2 separate regions of the Homo sapiens genome follow, and region 1 is linked to region 2. Evidence: read pairs that join two places in POLR2A ChIA-PET (ENCODE). Cell type or tissue: IMR-90. All regions are shown on one strand.

What was found. ChIA-PET counts read pairs that join two places held together with the same protein. Peaks named below come from ENCODE experiments on the same cell type or tissue, not always from the same donor. Only the 100,000 strongest peaks of a DNase experiment are listed, where the experiment ranks them.
Region 1: POLR2A ChIA-PET joins it to region 2 with 5 read pairs; 1 of 35 experiments calls an interaction of 5 or more read pairs at or near these places.

The regions. Positions count from the first base shown.
Region 1 is chr13:20,720,764-20,723,263 of GRCh38, reverse strand. It overlaps IL17D (interleukin 17D), which reads right to left. Exons shown (of 2, transcript NM_001385224.1): 2 at 166-1,628. The coding sequence ends at 1,310. Among named protein-coding and RNA genes, the nearest start is that of IL17D, 18 kb to the right of the region's middle. In IMR-90, a CTCF peak has its summit at 1,170; a DNase peak (open chromatin) is centred at 1,033; H3K4me3 peaks cover 418 bases.
Region 2 is chr13:21,039,992-21,042,491 of GRCh38, reverse strand. All of the region lies in intron 2 of LATS2 (large tumor suppressor kinase 2), which reads left to right. Among named protein-coding and RNA genes, the nearest start is that of LATS2, 20 kb to the left of the region's middle. In IMR-90, no CTCF peak of the experiment used is centred here; no DNase peak of the experiment used is centred here; H3K27ac peaks cover 798 bases.

The DNA.
Region 1 (2,500 bases), 320 kb after region 2:
CAAGACATTGACCTTACCTGACTAGTTGATCTTTCTAAGACCAAATCAAATCTCGATGAATTTAAACCTCAAGATAAAGTGAAGACCTTAGGTAACATATGATTTCCTCTAACAATTAGTCTGGCCCATCAAGCAGAATTGAGATAAATACACACAGCCAGTGTATCCTTCAGCAAGCCTCTTTTAATGATTTAAAAAAGAACTACTAACTTTTACAAATAATTGTGTTCAGAGACAGACTTTCAATCTAAAGAAAAGATCAAGGACCTAGCTCTCGTGGCAGAATGCAGAAACAGAAGCCTCCAGATTGATCTCTGCAGATGCTAACGTGGCCCACTTTGTCCTCATATTCAGCCTGATCCTAAAGCCCTTACAACTAAGCCAATACCTGCTTGGATTCTTCTGACAACTGGCAAAGATGTCACGTTCCACTTCTTATCTCACCACCTCTTAACCACAAATTGGCCCCAGTGGCTTTCAAAAGGGGGAAAAAATTGTGCGAGTTTGAGACTGTTTATGTATTCATGACTAAAACCAAATCTGAGATCTTTGGAACTCTTAGCTGGCCCTGGGGCATGCGAGCCGCCTGTGCATCCCTTTGGTCCACCTGGAGGCCCGTGAAGACCTTCAGTGGAAGGAAGAGTGGGTCAGATGAGACGTGTCCATTTCATCAGTCAGCCATCGGTGACAGGCTGAATTCAGAGACCCAGGCCAGAGTGTACCAGCTACAAAATTTATCCAAGGATTCCAATTATGCTTTAAAAAATTCTACCAGAAGAAGTAAAAAACGATGTTTATATGTTAAGAAATGTAACAGAGTAGCTCTCATTTGATAATATAAAATAGCTCTGCCTCTATTCAAAACAGTTGATTTTAAAAGTAGGTATATAGTCGCTATACTTATTATTATTTTTAGATTGCTTTAAAAAGCATATGCGTCCCTATCTCTTTGGCAAGCACCCAGCGGTGAGTCACGCCCTGCACCCGCAGCAGCCGATCTGAGAGGCTCCTCAGGGAGCCTCCGTGAACTTTTCCAAACCCTCCATGCGGGCCGCACACAGGATGCCCGTGCCGGGTCGTTTCCCATCAGCTTCCAGCCACGCTGCTTGCTTGTAGCTAAAAGCAAGCCAGGGATGCCCGTGTCAGATGAAGCTGCTTACGAGTCTCCATGGAAAGGCGGCGCTGGTGCTCCGGCACTTGGTTTGCTCGGTGCACTCTCTTCAGAGGTCGCCGACCGAGCCCTCCAGGCGGCTCCAGCTTGGGCGCCTCGGGATGCGGGCCGGGGAGACCTCCCGGGGCAGGACCGGCCTCAGGGGCCAGCGGGCGCGTCGTTGGGGCCCAGCAGGAGCTTGGCGCCCTGTTTGTCGATGCTGGAGTTGATGCTGTCTGCGTCCTTCTCCGGCTCGGGGACGCAGGTGCAGCCCACGGGGATGGTGACGTAGGCCTCGGTGTAGACGGAACGGCCGCCGGCGCAGGCGGGGGTGCGGCGCAGGACGACGGTGGGCATGTAGACAGGGGCGCTGCGGAAGCGCACGTCCTCCTCGCCGAACAGCCCGGTCAGGCAGCCCCGGCACAGGCAGTAGGCTTCAGGCAGGTACCTGGGGTACCTCGCCGGGTCGTAGGAGATTCTGCAGGGAGAGAGCACGGGTGAGGTCACGCCTGGGGGCAGCCCCGCGCCGCGCGCTGAAATCCCTGGTTAGAGTCACCGGGGAGGGCCTCGGGGACTGTCCTGTCCTCCGCCTGCGGGCGCGTGCGTGCGAGGCCCCCCGCCGACAACAGATCTGCCCGGCGCTTCCTTACATTTGAAATGACGGCACATCTAGCCAGCCCTGAGCCAGGCCGGAAAACTACTTCCAGAGTCTGGGCTAATGTGCGCAGAAAAATAAAATCTATGCCGCCTGCACGGGTGCCCACAGGTGCCACCAGAACAGAATGAGGCGCCCTGTCTGCCTAGGGCCCCGGAGCCGCTGCTTCCCGCCGGCAAGGCTCTGCAGACCCCGAGGGGAGCGTCCACCTGGGGCCTAGGCTGGGGGCAGGTAGGGCGGGTTTCAAGGACAGGCTTGGGGCAGGTCTAGAGAAAGAGGGGCTGGGGGCGGACAGTGCTGACTGGGCCGGGAGCCAGAGGCCTGCAGGGCTCCCACGGGAGTGAAGGACAAGAGCTTTCTCCATCAGGGAGATTTGGTGCCAAGTGCCAGCTCTCAGTGGCCTGTGAGGTTCGGGGGCTCAGGAAGGCATAGGATCCTCTTCTTCCGTTTGTGTCTGAGGGACTAGAGCACGCCTGGGAGGTGAAGAGTCTAGAAATGGTGTGTTCTCGCCATTGGAAATGGATCCAGTGCCACCTCCGTGCCAGGACCTAAGGAGGGAGTCTGCCGGGGGAGGGGGGGGGGGGTTGGGAGGGAGGTGGTCTGGTGTAGGAAGAGCCCGAGGCCACCGGCCAAGCTGCCATCAGAGGAAGCCGGTGACTGACACAGGACTGCACCCAGCCACCTCTTGTGCTTGC
Region 2 (2,500 bases):
GGACTGGAACTTCCAGACTCAAGCGGCCTTAACCTCCAAAAGTGCTGGAATTATAAGTTCAAGCCACCACACCCAGCCTTAACTTTTAATTAAAGTAAAATTTACTTTAAAAGTGCACAATTTCTAAGCACACAGCATAGTGAATTTTTGCATATTAAACCCACCCATGTAACTAGCATGTTTGGGTATATTTTTAATTAAAATACTTTAAAATGGAAATTTCTGGAAAAAGTAAAAGACTCAAGGGTATTTTCTGTGTAAGGATATAATGTGTATGTCAAATGATATGTTTATTAGTCTTTTGCACATAAATTACTGAAAACTTACAAAAATTCCTGTAGAAAAAAACTAGGCCACTAGATTAATATTTCTTATGGGAGGAGCTGCTCTTTAAATATAGATTTAAGGAATTGGAAAGGTAAGTTTTTTGGTTATGAGTATCATATTTTGAGCATTGGATAGTTATTGGCATAAGTGATCATTTAAGTTTGCATTTAAATATGCAAAATATTTCTGTTCTGCGGAAGCCTGGGACTTGTTTTCTCTCTGGTTGCAGTGGGTTATAGGGGGAACATCTGCATGGTGTGGGTAGGTGGGGGTGTCGTCAGCTCACTGCACTCACTGTTCTTAATTATAGCACTCAGGATGGTGCCTATGAGTCCTGTGAGGGTGAGGTTCCAATTCAGTAACTCCCAGGGGAGGCCCATGGCCCCCTGGACCCCTTAGAATAGCAAAGCACTTTATCACATGGTGTCCCCTCTAGGAAGACTTATGTGAGAACTTTGTTTGGATGCGAGTGCTAGGAAAGGGTTCTGCTTTCCTTGAGAAACTGGCATGGGCTTTTTCTCTGTGGATGACCTGTATCCTGCCTGTCCACCCTCCCTCTGATCTGCTGAGGGGTGCCCAGTCTGTGGCTCAGCATTGATACATTTTCCTGGTCCTGAATATTGTGTCAGCTGTAATTTCCTAATCCTGATTAATCCAGTTCTTTCCCCCCACTTTATCATGTTTAAGTGATTTAAAACTTTAATGGAATGAGGTTAGGGAAGAAATGTAAACAAACAAACTGATAAACTGATTATATTAGATCAAATAAGGAAGGGCATAAAGAAGACAGCCAGTGGTCAGGATGTGCACTGAGAGGCAGCCTTCCTGAGAACAGTGTCCACACCAGCTGCTCAGTGAATCAGGGGCCATCTGCTTAATAAGAAAAGGGAGTGGGCCAGGCGCGGTGGCTCACACCTGTAATCCCAGCACTTTGGGAGGCCAAGGCGGGCAGATCATGAGGTCAGGAGGTCGAGACCATCCTGGCTAACATGGTGAAACCCTGTCTGTACTAAAAATACAAAAAATTAGCCGGGCATGGTGGCGGGCGCCTGTAGTCCCAGCTACTCTGGAGGCTGAGGCAGGAGAATGGTGTGAACCCAGGAGGCGGAGCTTGCAGTGAGCCCAGATCGTGCCACTGTACTCCAGCCTGGGCGACAGAGCGAGACTCTGCCTCAGAAAAAAAAAAAGGTGAACACATGCCTCAAGGGGGAAGTAGAATGTGATTGTTCTCTCAGTTTAATGTCTCTCTGGGCCTAATAATTTAAAAGGACTCAGATTCCTCAGATAAGAATTCTTTTCTCATTTCCATCCTCATAGGGGTTGCTTCTCCTTTCCCTCATGTCTGTGGGGCATGGAGTTTATCAGGGTCCCTCTCCCCTCCTCTCATTCCCTGGGCATCCATACATGGCTGCCCCCCACGTCCCTGGCAGCTGGCCAGCCTGACTCCCACCTTGGCTCTGCTGCAGCTCCTGGGGCCTCCCAGACCCTGGTCTTATCCTCCCCACATGCTCCCCTCTACAGAGGAGCTCTCTGCAGTGTCTCAGCCACACAGCATGGCCTCCCAGACAGCTCTTCCCGCTTGCTTACTTTGGGTCTCTCTGACATATGATTTCGTTGGTTGGAAGTATCACCACCTATCTGGATTCTAGTAGCTTCTGTGATTCCACTCAGATTCCTTTTTACACAGGCTCTTCCTGGTTCTTCCACCTGGATCGAGCTGTTCCTATTCAAACTTCCACAGCAAAGACATTTCTTTCTTTTTCTTTTTCTTTCTTTTTTTTTTTTTTTGAGACAAGGTCTGTCGCCGAGGCTGTAGTGCAGTGGCGCAATCTCGGCTCACTGTAGCCTTGACCTGGGCTCAAGCAATTCTCCGCCTCAACCTCCAAAGTAACTGAGACCACAGGCGCACATCACCATGTCTGGCTAATTTTTCTATTTTTTGTAGAGACGGGGTTTCACCATGTTGCCCACGGTGGTCTTGAACTCCTAGTCTGAAGCGATACGCCTGCCTCAGCCTCCCAAAGTACTGGGATTACTGGCGTGGGCCACCATGCCTGGTCAGAAATTTCTTTCTTTCTTTTTTTTTTTTTTGAGATGGAGTTTCGCTCTTATTGCCCAGGCTGGAATACAATGGAGCTATCTCGGCTTACTGCAACCTCTGCCTTCCGGATTC